Regions from separate parts of the Mus musculus genome. Here region 2 is linked to region 1. The links are chromatin loops, found by intact Hi-C in ENCODE. Cell type or tissue: heart. All regions are shown on one strand.

Region 1 (8,000 bases):
AAGCACCGTAGGTACACCCAACCCCCTACATCACTGACTCCTTCTTTTTGATTCCTCCTGTCATCCTTTTTAAATTTTATTTATTATTAATTTACTTATTCACTTTACATCCAGCTCACTGCCCCATTCCTGATCACCCTTTCTTAGTCGTCCCACTGCTCAGCCTATCTAAAGGCAAAGGCCAGCTAGGAAAGGATCTATACAACTGGGTCAGAAACTCCTTGGCCATTTGGAGCCATGGACCACCCCCCTTCTCAGAACAATATTTTCAGCTGCATAAAATAAATGCATATGGTGACAGAGGGAACCAATTGCAGGAAATAACTTGGCAAAGCACGCAGATTCCTCATGTGGGAACATGCACGCTGTTTTGTGAGCATGTTAAACAAGATTCGGTGGATGCCTGATAAACGCCCCGCTCCCAAGGCTGCGCATCAGAACACCTGCAAGCAGCTGCCGAGGGATGCGGAAAGAAAGGATAGGCGCTGCAGGTCACAGCATCCTGGCGCCTGCCCCATCATCACAGTGAAAGGAAATGACAAGTGACAATTTACAGGCTGTAGAAATAAGGGATAAATTGTTTTCCAAACCGGTTCACAGACTCTGAACTCTTCAGACTCATGCCTGGCCTCACCTCTCTGCCATTTCCTAATGGCTGCTCCTTTTCCATCTCAAGTTGCTAGGGGTTTCACCTTCTGCATGGAGGGGGTCCCCATTTTAATCTCTTGTACCCACTATTCCTCACCTTGATTACTGCAGCAGCCTCCCTACCTCTATTCCCAGGCTCCCTGTCTCTCTGTGCCTCTGTTCCTGAACCCACCCCCACCCCCATCCTCACCCCCACCTCCCGCCGCACCCAAGTACTAGAGATGGTACTGTGCTAGGCAAGCATTACTGTGGAGCCATATCCCCAGCTCTCCTTTTAATCTTTTATTTTAAAACCGAGTCTAAGTTACCCAAACTGGTCTTGAATCTAGTCTTGGTACTTGTGAGCTTCCTATCTCCGTTTCCACAATAGCTGGAATGTCCGCCTAGCTGAAATGTACCCAGCTCCCTAGTTCCACTTGGTTGCATCAGGGCTCCACCCTGAACCCAGACCCACCCCCAAGTGCAGAGTGGCTCCTGTAGTTCCCTCATCCCTTTGCTCTGAACTGCTCATTGCCTCCATGTTGCCTGCAGGATGAACTTGGGGGGCTTTAGACATCAGCAAGGTCCTCATCTCTCCTGCCTCATCTCTTAACACGCCCCCCCACACACACATCCATCTCTGTCTTCTTGCCATCTGAATACCTGAAGTCCCAGGATTACACTCCTCCCAACCCCTTTGCCTGTGTCAGTCCCTCCCTGAGTTATGTGCCAAGGGAACACAGCCTGCTTCCCAAGTCCTACTGCATACAGCTCTTCCACGCCTCAGTTCAGCCACACAGTCCCTGGGAAGGTGAGGATGCCCCTCCTGCCTGGGACAGAGAAATACCCAGGCCGCATCATGGTAACCTCGAATCCTTCTATGGCAAACTTCACAAGAGGGAGTTCTTTTCCTTCACTTTTCCCTAAACTCAAGCCAGTAGCTGGAGCCCAGAAGACCTTCAGTGGATGTTGACTGAGTAAATGGATAAAAGATGGAGGCAAAGGGCAGGAGGGGTCTCAGTGTAGAGCAGCAGGGAACTGGATGAAGCCCGATGCTGCACTGCTATTGCGAAATTGAATTACCCAGGTCCTCGCAGTGCATCTGGGGAGCAGGCTGTAACTCGTTGAATTCAGCTCTCTGTTCTTTAAGAAATCCCTCTGGTTTCTATATATACCTCAATTAGAGGTGATTATGCCCCTTGTCAGGAGCTCCTTGCTCCCGTTTCATTCCACGGCAGCTCTTCCAGCGCATGAAGAATGGGATTGTAGGGTTTATAGAAATTCAATTTGCATGTGGCTTTTTAAGGGATGTGTGTCCCCAGCCAGCTTTGGGGACAGTGACAATACCTTGATATTCTTCCAGGGCACTCCCTGCTCAGCCCTCTGGGACATGGGTCTGGAGATGTCATTCTAGACACCTGGCCCTTGGGGCCAGTATCCGTTTTTGGTGTGTTCTTTTTCAATTTCTCTGAATCCTATGGGAGGTGGGTTTCTTCCTTAGCACCCCCATAGGAGGAAGCTCAAGAGAGAGAAGTCTTTTCCTTTCTTCCTTCCTCCTTTCCTTCTCTCCCTCCCTCCTTGTACCTGTCTTCCTTTCCTAGCCCTCATTGCTAGGGATGGAACTTAGGTCTTCAGGCATGCTATGAATGTGCTCTACCACTAAACATCAATGTCAGCCAGAAGGGGTCCTCTCCTCTGTAGCCCTGTCCATGCACCCCTTCCTATCACCCCCTTGTCTCATGCCCAAGTCAAACACACAACCCACTGCACCCCACATCATGCTAAGCATCACAAGGCTGGCCCTTGCTGTGTATGCTTGTCCTTTGTGGCACCCATACTGTGGATATTTATAAACAGTAGGTCAGGGCTCAGAGGAGATGCAATAGCCTGTGCTCTCCCATCCTCACAGGGCTGTGCCCAGGCCCTGGGGGACACAGCATCCCCTGGTGCTGAGCAAAAGGAGATAAGCAGTTGTGTCCCCCCACCATGCTACTTCCCACGCTCCTTACCTGAGAGCACCGTGAAGACCGCAGCAAAGGCATTGAGCTTCAGCCCGTCTATGACGCTGCTGGAGTGGACGAGCTCAAGACACATGAGACTGAAGCCGACCACCAGCAGAAGGATGTAGAGCACCTCAGAGACCACCGACAGCCACAGCACCCCTGGAGAGACAGGTAAGAGCAGGTGAGAGGCTGTCCACCTCACCAGGCCAGCACCACCCACTGAGAACAGCAGGTCACTGCAAACCCAAATGCAGCTCTATGTGCTCCCATGCTATGGCGCCCTGAAGGACCAGCGTGGGATGAGGTTGGCACTGCGGGTATAAAGTGGATCCAAATGAGGAGTCTTTATGGGGTCCCTTCATCCCAGCCCTGAGGGGCACCCTGCTCTAGACTCTACATGGGCAAGTTTTCTATTGCTAAGTCCATTGTAGAGAGACCCTCTGTTACCTGAGCCACAAAGGTCCCTAAACCCCGTTACCTGACCACAAGCCTTGCCTACACCTTTGCTGGCCCTACATTCTCCCCTGTACCCTGCCCTGCTTGTTTCTGGAAAGCACTACTGCTGGGTCCATGACTTTGACTTGGGTTCTCCCAGGTGCTGCCATGCTTGGCTGTGAGCTTGCTCTCCTGGACACAGATGATTGGTCACTGACCTAGCACTGACCTGTTACTGCCTTCCTCTAGGACTCTGAGCATGATGTCACTGAGATAGTCCAGGACGGGAGGTCACAGGGTTCCAGTGAGAAAAATCACCAGTTCCGGCCCTTCCCGAAGGACGCTGCCCCTCCAGCCCTTCTAGTGGTTTGGTGTGTCTTCTGGGTTGCCACAGTTTCTTCCCCATATCAGCCCACCTTGGGCTGCTAACATTGCTAGCTTTCCTGTCTGTGGAGCAGTGAGCTGTGCACAGATAGCCTGGTCCCCATTTGAGCACAGGCCTGGAAACCTGGTGACCCTAAAGGACGGAAGGTGTTCGGCCATGCCTCCTGGGCCCCTGGCTCCTGTTGCAGCTACAGCCTCCCACAACTCTCCCTCCCCCCAGAAGTGTGTAGCCATCGGTCATGTAGGCAATGCTCCAAGCTCCTAATATCTAGTCTGGACTCCACCCCCACAGTTACCTGGCAACAGCCAGGATGGCCCAAGCAACTATAAAAGGAGCTGTTTGCCCCTCCTCGTTCTCTTGCTATCTTACCTCTTATTCTCTTGCTCTGACTCTTGCTCCCTTGCTCCCCTTCTCTCTGCCTCCCCCCCCCCCCCAATCCACATGGCCCTGGCTAGCCTCTGCTTCTCTACTCTCTCCCTTTCTACAATAAACGTCTTAAAACCATGGACTGCCTCGTCTCATCGCGATCCTCCGTGCTGCAGCAATGGAGCAGGTCTTCCCCTGAAGAACTGCGCATCTAACCTCCCTCCAGGAGGCGCTCTGCGTTATCAGCCACTGCCGCCAGCAGCCAAACCAAGCTGCCAGCCAAACTAGCCACCTGAACTAGCCAGACTCTCTCCTCCCTGCTGAAACCTGCCACAGCTCTCCTCCTACTCTTCCCCCCCCCCCCGCCTCCCAGCCCCCCGCCCCCGGATCAGAGTCCGCCTGAGGGTCCCCACCTGTTCCCAGCTCTTCTGCGACATACAGTGGCGTCTGGAATGTCCAAGAGCGAGAACCTGTCGTCCCTGGCCTCTGTGCAGCCCAGGGATCCCAGAACTGGCTCCTCTGTGGTGCCTGAGAGTCAGGAGCCCCGACTCCAGCAGTTCCGCGAGGACCTCAGAGTGTTCTCTTTCCTCAACCCCGGAGAGGGATCCCATGGCTTCTCACAGTCCAACGCCTGCTCGGTGGTTCTATGGGGTTTCGTACAGTCAAACCCCACCCAGCGTCCACCTCACCCAGTGGCCCTAGCCCCGAGCAGACGCAGGACCCCATTTTTGCCCCACACATGTCTACAATGTCACCCTCTCTTCTTCCTTTATGCTTGCCACCTGCACAGCACCTGCTTTCCTCTGGTCTACCTGGTTTCCTTGCAGACCCCTATCCTGGCACCATGTCTTGAGCACACAATTCCTATCTGGCCAGTCCAAGTTCCTTGCCACTCCCACTCAGGACTCAGGAATGAACCTCTGTGCCTCAGTTTATTCATCTTCAAAGTGGGGGTCATACTCAGAGCCATGGTGCCAGCACTGAAGAGAAACAGTTTCTTGGTACTGTGTAAGACTCAAGTTAGCCCAGCGAGGGACCTGGTCACCGACCTGCTGATGCTTTTGTGTGGAAGGAACATGCTGACTTGTGGGAGGAGCCCAGGGGCTTCTGACAGAGATCAAGATTAAAGATGGCGTTGACGGGGAGGGTGAACTTGTAGGTCCATGGAAGGGTGTGGAGAGTAAACAGTGGGAATGGAGATCCATCCAACATGCATTTGCATCTACGCCACGTTGATTTGCTAGAGGATGTTTGAGCCAAGCCTGGCAGGTTGGAGATGGACCCAAGACCACTCAGTGCTGGGAGAGCTGGCTACAAGAGAGATGGCTGGCTCAAAGCTGGGAAGGTGAGGCTAGTGAATGCTGTCAACGTGACACAATCTAGAGCCACCTGGGAAGAGAGTCTCTGTGCTCAGAATGGGTTGGACCTCGGGTGTGCCTGAGGGGTTTATCTTAGTTATATCAATTGATGTGAGACAGTGGCCTAAGTGGATGGCAGCGTTCTTTGGGTTTAGGTTGTGTGAGTAGAGAAAGAGCTGAGCGGCCAGCAAGCATACACCCATTCTCTTCCAGAAAACATTCATCCATCCATCCATTCATTCATTCATTCATTCATTCTCTTTGTGCTTGACTATGCATGCGACTAGCTGCTTCCCATTCCTGCCTCCAAGAATGGCAGAGCGGGCTTCTGAAGGGATTGTCCTTGCCCAGAAACTCTGGGGACTCTAGGGGCCTGGGATCAAATCAAGGCTGTTTCACTGGCTAGCAGAGGCCCACTCAGAACCTCAGTGATCTCTTCTGTGGAATGGGTATGTGGGAGGAGGATCCAGGAAGTGACTATTCCCCAGAACAGTAGTCACTGCAGTCCTTCTTGAGGAAATGCCTCCAAGAGACATGGGTGAGATGTGGGGAAGCAGGAAGGACAGATGGGTATGTGTTGGGAAGCCGTATCTCAGAGCTGCCTCTACCAGGGTCTCATTTCACTCCTCACTGGCCACCCTGGCTGGAGGGTACAGAGGAAAATGCATGTTCAGATGGGTGAACAGAAAGGGCTCCATGTGCCACAAAGCCTTCTATGGGCACTAGAGATTTGTGGGACACCAGGCTCCCTTATCGTTGGCTCTGTAATGAATACCTCGTGCCCACTTTTATCATGGCTGTTGTTGCTACTCTTGGCATGACAATTACAATTTCTATGATTATTATCTTTCTTCTGTTTTTGAGATAAGACTGTATAGCCCCGGCTAGCCTAGCACTGGATCCCCCTTCCACGGTGCTGGGATTACATGTGCCACCATGCCCATCCTGTTGTTATGATTCTTGGCTCTGGGGTTAGATGGGTGGAGCCCTCATGCAAGTGCTCCTGAGCCCAGTGAGAAGATAAGGAGCTACTCTAGCCAATCAGCCCAGCCTAGTTCTGGGGAACGGGTGCTAGATACTCCATCCTCAGCAACCCAACCTCGGGCCCTAGATCCAGGTGTGCTCCACACTGGCACCTTCTTCTGACTTTCTAGTGATGCCCTGACCACCAAGGAAACAACATCACTCTCAAGGGGCACATAAGAGTTGTTGGGATAATCTTTTTTGTGCACTGTGTAAAGGTTGTCTTTGTATTATTCAGATGTTGATTTCTGTACTGGCACCGGATAGAGTACAAGGACCTTGACCTTGGTACTGTTGTTTTTACTGGATTGTCACCTGCCTGAGTATCTTATAAACATTTGTCTCCATCACCTTCTGATTGGTTTAATAAAGAGCTGATGGCCTATAGCAGGACAGGAGAGAAAAGATGGGACTTCCAGGCAGAGATAGGCTCTCTGGGAAAGAATCAGGTGTGGGGGTTGGGGCTGGGGAATAATATTTGCCAGCCTGACATGAAGGAAATCAAATGGTCTGTGACATATACTGGGACATAGAGGTAACAGGCCGCATGGCAAACTAGTATAGACAGGGTTAATTAAGTGGTACGAGCTTGTTGGGAAATAGCCTAAGCTAAAGCTATAATAGATACTAATTGTCTGTGTCATTACTGGGAGCTAGTGAGTCAAGACAGTGACAATAAAGAGTCCCCCGAATCTACGGCTGAGATGTTGGTGACACAGGTCTATTTCCTCTCAAAGACTGAAACATTGAGTTGAACCAAAGGACGAAGCAGTTTTAGCCTCATATTCTAAAAGTTATTATTACCTCCATTAATAATGTGTTCTTAAAACCTTCCTATCACTTCTCAGTTCTGTGAGGAGGATGAGGAAGTCAGCTTCTTGTGCAGCCTAGGCTGGCCTCCAACGTGCTATGTAGCCCAGGATAGACTTGAACTCCTGATCCTCCTGCCTCCACCACCCATATGATATACCACCATGCCTAATTTGATGTGGTACTGGAAACTATATCCCTGGATTCAGGCTAGGTGAGTTCTCTGCCCGCTGAGTCACATCCAAAGCCCCTACTTACTATCAACTGTCACAGGGAGGCTGAGACTCAGGCTCAGCATCTTCTGTGCAGTTACTTGCTATGCTGGTGATTCTCTGTAGATTTATCTTCACCCTACCCCCTCCCTCTGTGCCCACCCAGACATCCTCCCATGCCTCTGCCAGGGGATGCTCTGTGCCAAGACCCTGAGCATCCTGGACCCATGGCTCAGCCCTCAGGACTAGTGAGACACCCATGTCTTTCTGCCTGTGTCATCCTGCCCAGGACTGCTTTTGCTGTGTTCTGCCTTCTTGGCTCTAAGTGTCCTCCACTCCTGGCTGAGGTAGTACCAGCCTCCCACTACTGTCAGCCTTTGGGGATACTGGAGCCCTCAATTCCATAAAAGTAACTTCTCTATGCCATTTGAACAATGTTTCCCCCAGGGACCCTCTCACCAGAATGATTCCTGTGCTGTTTGGAGAATCCCCCACCCATCAAGGACCCTCCCTGGTTCATCTTTTTGTGGTGGTCAATCCTGGTCTTCCATCAGAGCTAGATCCAAGTCAGTGGTCCCAGTAGCATATAGAAGCACTGTTACTGGTGATGGGCATGCAGAATCTTGGGCCTCACCTGATACAATGGGACTGGACACTGTTTTCTATAGACTGCTATAGTCACCATGGAAATCAGCATGGAGGGCATTGCTAAATAAATAAATAACTGACTATGTGACCCACTATGCCACTCCTGGGGTATGCTCAAAGGAGTCCCACTCAG
Region 2 (8,000 bases), 72 kb after region 1:
TCTCTCTCTCCCTATCTCTCTCTTTCTGTCTCTCTCTCTCTCCTTCTTCTCCCTCCCTGTCTCTCCCCTGCCCCCTGCTTTCTCTCAAGAATCAAAATCAAAGTCAATATACTAAGCTACCTAGAAGTGCTTAATTCTGAGTCCTAAAAAATACTTTTCCTTCCCTGCCTACCTACACTTATCACAGGAGTATTCACAAGTGTAGAGTTCTAGGACCAGACATGGCACCCAGGAAGAGTTGAACTGGGAAGGGAGGTGGGTGGAGGGGCATGTGATGGAGTTCTGCTCTGCCATAAAGAATGAAAATATTCAGGAAAATTGATAAAGCTGGAAATCTTCATGTTAAATAAAAATCAGTACCACAAAGACAAAAATTGTGTGTTTCCTTTCATGCAAAGTCTAGAGTTGACAGGAAGAAAGAGAACAGAAGAGACAGCTCTGTGGGTAAAGGAGCTTGAGCATAAATAAGCCTGCAGGCCAGAGTTGAATTCTCAGGACCCATAGATGGTAGAAAGAGAGAACTGACTCCATAGGGCTGTCCCTGACCTCCACACATGCACTGTGTAGACTCTACACATGCACTAATACCCATACACATCGCGCACACACACACACACACACACACACACACGTTAATGATGAATAATAATAATAAATTTTAAAACATGAAAATAGAATGTGGGAAGGAGGAGGGGAGTTGAAAGTGGCCAAAGCATGCAACATGCATATGAACATATCATAGCAATGCCCCCTCCTGTAGAACACACAATGATAAATACAAGCAACTGCCCCCGAGGTGAGCAACATCAGTGCTTCATACCCAATGCAGCTATATTCCCCCAAACTTTACTGAAGGCCTACTATGTGCCTGGTATGGTTCTTGGTTCTGGTTACAGAGCAATGAGCCAGGAAGGCAAAACCCAGGCCTCACACAACCTCTGTTCTGACAGCAAAGCATCTTGGGGCATCAGCCACCCTAGAGCCCTCTCATCAGAGAAAGGTACCCTGGCTCTTCTAAACAAGACAGCATCCGCCTGGACGTCAGCTGGATTCAGCAACCAACAAAGCTTCATGGACACAAGAATCTAGTTCACTGCTGTATCCTCACTGCCTGGAACATTCAAGGCGGGTGAGGACATGACTGCAAGAAACAAAGACCCCCTTCCCAGCCTTTTCAAGAAGTCTACAGAGAAATGCTCTGAAGGACGGGCAGCCAGCATACCAGCAAGCACGTGGAAGGGGAGATGGGAATGGGACGCGTCTGGTGGACTTAAGAGGGAAGAGAACACAAGAAAGTATGTTGACACTACAGGGCCAGTGGTGGCGCTGAGGGCAGCATACTTTGTCACCAAGCAGAGGTCTGAACACTCTGAGATCACCTTAGACACTGTATCTTCTATATATGTGGATTTTAGTTCTAGCTTTTTGAGACAGCTCATTGTATATTGCCAGGCTAACCTCATGATCTTCTTGGTTCCGTGAGTGCAGGGATCACAAGTATGCACTTGGTACCAACCCAACAGACACTATGTCTTTGAGTACCAACTTTTACTCTATAGGTTGTCACCTACCATTTGACCCTTTGTTCGGGATAGTTTTGTGTCAGCCAAGTAAGAGTCATTGGAGAAGAAGGAAGCTCAATTAAGGAAATGCCCCCACCAGATTGGCTCTTAAGGCAAGCCTGCTGTGCTTCTTGATTTATTATTGATGCTGTAGGGCCACACTCAATGTAGGCAGTGCCACTCCGGGGCTAGTAGTCCCAGATGTATAAGAAAGCAGGCTGAGCCAGCCATGAGGAGTAAGCCAATACCCCATATTCCCCTGTGGTCTCTGTGTCAGCCCCCACCTCCAGAATGCTGCCCTGCTTGAGTTCCTGCACTGACTTCCCAGTGATGGGCTGGGATGTGGGAAAAGCTGATATAAAGCCTTGCCTCCCCAAGAAGCTCTGGTCACGGCGTTATATCACAGCAATAGAAACCCAATGCTTAACACTCTATGCTTGGTCCTGTCTACTCAAACCTTTACCCTCTCTAGTCTATACAGCAGGATCTTCTCCAGTCTTCAAGATCCAGCTCAAGTGCCCTCCACCTCTGTCACAGGACTCTTCCTTGCTCACCAACCGTCTGCCCCATCACAGAGCCTCACCTCCCACTCTGAAGGTCCATGCCTTATAATTATTTTATATCTGCTCCCTACTCACACCCAGGGAGCCGGTCCAGACAGGAAGGGAGGCTCCTGGGAATCCAGTGAGAACACCATTGGCCAGGGCAAAGCTCAGCTAGCCTTCACTCACTCCCAACCCATTGCTGCATGGTTGTTTTGAAACAAACTCTCAACACTGAGTCAAAAGTCATCTTATAAAGACTCTCAATAAGACAAAAGGAAGCCCATGGCTTCCTGGACCCCAAGGTTCTACTCCCCCAAGGCTGCTGGCTTTCTGCACCCAGACCTCCCTCCCTGCTAGGACCCCCTGGTCTGCTGTCCTCAGAGGCATGGCTGGAGGACTGGACTCAGAAGTTGCTTTTCATGAAGTGGCTTCAGCTTTCAGTAGACCCATCCTTACTCAGATCCCAGGGAGCCAGAGGAGGGTCCCAGAAATCACCAGCTGAGGGAAAAGCTGGCTTATTTTGACTTTTGACTTCACATCCAGGCCAGGTTCCAGGTCACCCAATAGGCTCCTCCTTCAGTCTAGGTCTCACTGAGAAAGAGGCACTGTGGACTATGAGAGAAGGCAGGGTGAACAGGGTCAACGGGAGGCTGGGCAGATCAAGCTCCCTAAAAGGAGGCTTGTGTGGTTGTGAGTTCAAATCCCATCTCAGCCACCCGTTAAGCCAGAGACACCAGACAAATAACGCTTTTCAGGTCATTCGGTTGGAGAGTTTCTTCTCCAGTGAAGGGTGAACAGTCAAGCCTTCTATTCTGACATAAGGTCTATATGAGGGAATGGGTATAAACCTGCCTCTTAGCTAGGTTTAAATCAGGAAGACCTGCAAAGGCATTGGCTCCACCCTCCTTTCCATTACTCTCTGCTTGAAAGGAAGTACTCTAAGGAAAGTGAGGTCTGGATTCATGTTTATTGTCTACTTCTGCCTATCTGTGCAACTTTGGTATGTTGGTCCACCTCTCTGATCCTTTTCCTTGACTGCCAAGGGGAAATTATCTAAATACGATGGCCTCCTCCTAAGCACGGGCTATACATATCAAGATCTCCAGTGGATGCCTAAAAACTACAGAGTCCCAGGTCCTGTAGATACTGTGTGCTCTCTAAGGCACGGTGAGAATGTAGTAACAGTTTTCTGAGTCTGGTCTTTCTCTTTCTCTCCTGAGTGGTATGCTGTGATGGTCTCTCTGTAAAGGATGACCAATGGGAGGGGATATTAGACACCACAGATATGCCAGACAAACCGATGATTCGCATCTGAGGTGGGACAGAGGGCACTGGACCCCATCTTGGTACCCAGAATGCCTCACAACTTAAAACTTATGAATTACTTATTTCTGGGATTCCCTGTTTATTGCTTTTATTATATCTGGCCACTGATTGACAAAACCACAGAAAGTGAATCCATGGGTTAAATAGGAATCAATATACTCCTTCTTTAGGTTTGTGGAAGGATTGAAATAGTAGAGTGCAAAGCACCTGCCATGGGTTTGGCGCCACACATCAGAGCTATCGTTTCCTCTTTCCCCGGGTTTCAGGTAAAAAAGCGTTACTCCTACAAGGAGAGCCCTGAGCATCCCTGAAAGCCAGAGCAGGAAGCTGTGATTCTGCGTGCTCAGCAGGAGCAGGGTGGGAATCTGGCAGAGCCACAAGCAGAAACAAGGAAAGAGGCCAGAGACAGATGCCTAGTGCTGGCAGAGATACAAGGATGCTGCGGATTGGCCAAGTTGCCCTTGGCATGAAAACACAGAAGCTCAGGTCTAGAGCTTGATCGGTGAGAGAGGGGAATGTGGGGAGCCCCCAGCCGTGGCTGAGCCTGGGGATTGTGATTCCGTTCGACACCCCAGCAGATGGTGAAGCTGAGATTTCTGCAATAAGGGTGGGAAGAGACTGAAATAGGCAGGAGGTGGAGGGCAGTGTAACCTTTGCCTCACAAAGCCGGCTAACAAACTTTGCATTTGCTAGCATGGAGAGATTTGCTAGCATGGTCTGGTCTGGTCTGGTCTGGTCTGGTCTGGTCTGGTCTGGTCTGGTCTGGTCTGGTCTGATCTGGTCTGATCTGGTCTGGTCTGGTCTGGTCTGGTTAAGAAGTGTATCACTATGTAATGCCTGGTCTGGTCTGGTCTGGTCTAGCCTGGCCTGGCCTGGTCTGGTCTGGTTTAGTCTAGTTTGGTTAAGAAGAGTATCACTATGTAATACAGAGGCTTCAACTCACTGTGTAACCCAGGCCATCTCATGAGTGCTATAAGAACATAAGCGCACCCCATCCCCTGTTCTGCACCACACGGTGTGCACACTCTTTGTATCAAGCTCTTTTCCAGTTTCTTTACACATGCAGCTCATCGGCACAACAGCCCTAAAGAAGAAACTGAGGCATGAGAAGCTTGGGTCTAACATCACACAGCCACAGGCAGTGTGGCACAGAGCCTTTGTTCTGGCTACTACCCTGCACTGTCTCTTAGCAGAGTTGGCAGGATCTAGAGAAACCCATTTGTCCTGTGGGAAGTCTCCAAACAGGACTCCACAAATAGCCAGAAGAACCTGTAGTTTCCCAGAAGAGAGCCAGCTGCAGGCTGGCCCCGAGTTGGACTCTGGTCCTGAGTTGGGCCCCACAAAGAGCCAGAGCCTTGGACATGCATGCAGGTACCTTTTCCTATAGCAGGTAATTTCAGTTTGCAGGGAGAATAGAAAATATCAGAGTCTGGTCCCCGGTAAATGCACCAATAGGAGACAATGGGCAGGGGTGAAAGCCGCACACTGGCCAATTGGAAGGAACAGAGCTGGGGGCTGGGTCCAGAGCAGACCAGCAGGCCCTGCAGGGAGCTTCTCCTCACACACCAGGCTGGCAGCAGAGCCTTGGCAAGCACTTCTTGGAGTTCTCTGGAGGCCTCAGCCAGTTGAACTGACAGGGCAGCAGATGGCACACACTTATTCGCTGATGATATTTCGATTTATTTATCTCTTACAGATGGTGTCAGGCCTTGATTCCTGGCAGGAGTCCAGAGTTGGGACATTTTTCTGGAGATAATGGTCTCTACAAGTGGAGGGCAGACTGGAGACAGAGCCCCTGCCAGCACCCTGACTGGCACCACCGTGGCCTCCAGACACCTTTGCCCTGGCATTTGAGGAACTGTGGGTAAACCAAGGAGACAGATTAATTCTACAAGATTCCAGACTCACAGAACCTAAATTCTTATTCATGGTTGACATTCTAGCTGGGCGTGGTGGTGCATACCTTCCATCCCAAGACCAAAGGATCACATGTTCAAGGCCAGCCTGAGCTATATAGCAAGACTCTGTTTCAAAAACACAAAACAGGTGTTGCCGCTCCTGGTCCTGTATTCTGGTCCCCACTTTTACAAACCCTATCACCAAGGGCAGGCTCTCTGTCTTTTAGGTTCCACAGTTATGTAGGAAGGTGCTATGAAAATGACCACAGCCTGAGAGACGCAGGGATAAAGAAATTCTGTGCTCTCCGCCTCACAGGGATGGTTGCATATGTATGACCTCATTGCACTCACAAGATGAACACAAAAAATGATCAGAGTTCAAGTCTAGCTCGGGTTTCATAGTAAGTTCAGGGCTCTGTACTACATCATGATATCGTCTCTTAACCGAACCAATCAAAACCAAATCAACCTGACCAGACCAAACCAGACATCTCCGTGTTAGCAAATGCAATTTGTTGGCTGAACCAAAAACTTTGTGTTTCCACACAGCTGTCACACAGTGCACATGCAAGTATGGAGGGACATGCTACCTATCCACCTGACAATGCTACCACACCCAAAATGGCAGCCAGGCCTGCACACCCTGTGTCTGGATGAGATCTCGTGAGCGGTGCATGGCCCCTCCCAACGGGGCTCTTCTGCAGAGAGAGGCCTACCTTCTCCTTCCCCCAGGCCATGGCAGAGAATCATTGTGAGAGTTGCCCAGATCCAGTTCCCAAGTCGCCACCAGGTGGAAGGGAACTGTCCTCCTCCATAACCCTTTGTCACTTGAGGGAAAAAGCAAAAGTCACCTGTGGACAGGGAGACCTGTGTTCTCCCTAAGGCAGTCAGCATCACCCTAGACAGAGACAGGCTGCTGTCCAATGAGATGATGTTCTCTGTAGACCTGGTATGTGCTCAATTGACAGCAAATAACCCTTTGTCCCTACTCCCAAGGTCTCCTTCCAGGAGCTGTTTCCTGCTGTATTTGGGGTTCCTGCAAGACCTGACCTACCTTCTTCCCCAAATGTTTACAAGAGAAACTGAAAAGGATAGGGCAGTTCCAGGGTATCCAGGAAGTCCACGGCCTACTCATGGGACTGCATCCCTGGTGGAAATACTCTGCTGGGGATGAGAGAAGGCTTAGGAACTTCAGAGGCCAAATGCAGAAAGTGTGAGCCAGGGAGGGCCTTGAGTGGCCTGTGATCTTTCTGTGAGCCAGATGTTCTGCTAAACCTGGAGTTCAAGGCCTCTGCTCCCTCATTCAAAAGAATCTTAGGGAGAGCAAAGAAGCCAACCCTGGTGGCAGGAAAGAGCCACAGTCCTTTCCACACTGTTGTCATGCCCATGTGCTTTAATGGGGGGGGGGGGGAACCCCTCACAACCATCTGAGGAGGGGCAGCACTCTCATTTCATGGATGAAAAATCTGAAGTGCCAGGAAGTCAGGAGACTCACCTCGAAACTCAGGGATAGGAAGAAAGGATGCAGAATCCCCATTTTTCATCAAGGAATGTGTTGGAAGGATTGGATACAAGGGCAGAAGCCTGCTTGGCACAACCGAGGAATGGCCCAGCTTGGAAGCCATGCCGCTCTGCAGGGTGTGGGACTCGGCAGTGAAAGGGTAAAGTGATGCCTGAGGCACCTTGTGGGGAGGCCGCAGTCCAGCAGCTGGTAGGGAGCTCACAGTGTGAGGGTCAGTGTAAACTGCTTCATGGGGCCTGTGATGGCTAGTTTCATGTCAACTCAAAACAAGGTAGAGTAACTGGAAAAGAAGGAGTCTCAATTGAGAAAATGTCTTCATAAGATCAGGCTATAGGCAGACCTATAAGGCATTTTCTTAATTAGTGATTGAAGCAGGAGGGCCAAGCCCATTGTGGGTGGCAGCATCCCTGGCCTGGTGGTCCTGGTTCTAGCAGAAAGCAAGCTGAGCAAGCCATGGGAAGCAAGCCAGTAAGTAGCGCCCCTCTGTAGCTGCTGCCTCCAAGTTCCTACCGTGTTTGAGTTCCTGTCCTGACTTCCTTTGACGATGAACAGTGCTTTGGAAGTGTGAGCCAAAGAAACCCTTTCCTCCCCAACTTACTTTCTGGTCACGGTGTTACACTGCAGCAATTAAAATCCTAACCAAGACAGTCTCCCCACTCCCCTTCCAGGCTCCCTTTCCAACACCCCAGGTTACTTCCAGGGAAAAGTTGGCTTTCTACTGCTCCTCTAATGCTTGCTGAGAGAAGGGGCACAGGTGCCAGGGAGTGGGGGTGGAGTCTCATGTGGCAGGGATGAAAAACAAAATAAGACTGAGCTTGCCAGCTCGCATCTCATGCATTGCTTCAATTTATGCTCACACTCGGTTAGTGTACACACACACACACACACACACACACACACACATATATACATACACACAGGCACACACACACATGCTCACACCTTTTCTATTTTTGGCAAGTCCTACTGGCTCTCTACTTCTAATTGCAATAAAAAACCTCCCCTTTAAATTCATTATATAAAGCCAGGTGTGGTGGTGCACGCCTTTAATCCCAGCACTTGGGAGGCAGAGGCAAGCAGATTTCTGAGTTCAAGGCTAGCCTGGTCTACAAAGTGAGTTCCAGGACAGCCAGGGCTACACAGAGAA

What was found. Hi-C counts contacts between places; a loop is a spot of excess contacts. Peaks named below come from ENCODE experiments on the same cell type or tissue, not always from the same donor. Only the 100,000 strongest peaks of a DNase experiment are listed, where the experiment ranks them.
Region 2: it touches region 1 in a loop (1.8-fold over the local background); 2 of 42 quality-filtered maps call a loop at or near these places.

The regions. Positions count from the first base shown.
Region 1 is chr7:125,955,799-125,963,798 of GRCm38, forward strand. Gsg1l (GSG1-like) reads right to left here. Exons shown (of 7, transcript NM_001101488.1): 3 at 2,637-2,789. It overlaps Gm51456 (a long non-coding RNA gene), which reads left to right. Exons shown (of 3, transcript XR_003946669.1): 2 at 2,537-2,801; 3 at 3,315-3,954. Among named protein-coding and RNA genes, the nearest start is that of Gm51456, 6.9 kb to the left of the region's middle. In heart, a CTCF peak has its summit at 4,028; no DNase peak of the experiment used is centred here; H3K27ac peaks cover 1,284 bases; H3K27me3 peaks cover 957 bases.
Region 2 is chr7:126,027,922-126,035,921 of GRCm38, forward strand. All of the region lies in intron 1 of Gsg1l (GSG1-like), which reads right to left. Among named protein-coding and RNA genes, the nearest start is that of Gsg1l, 50 kb to the right of the region's middle. In heart, no CTCF peak of the experiment used is centred here; no DNase peak of the experiment used is centred here; H3K27ac peaks cover 315 bases.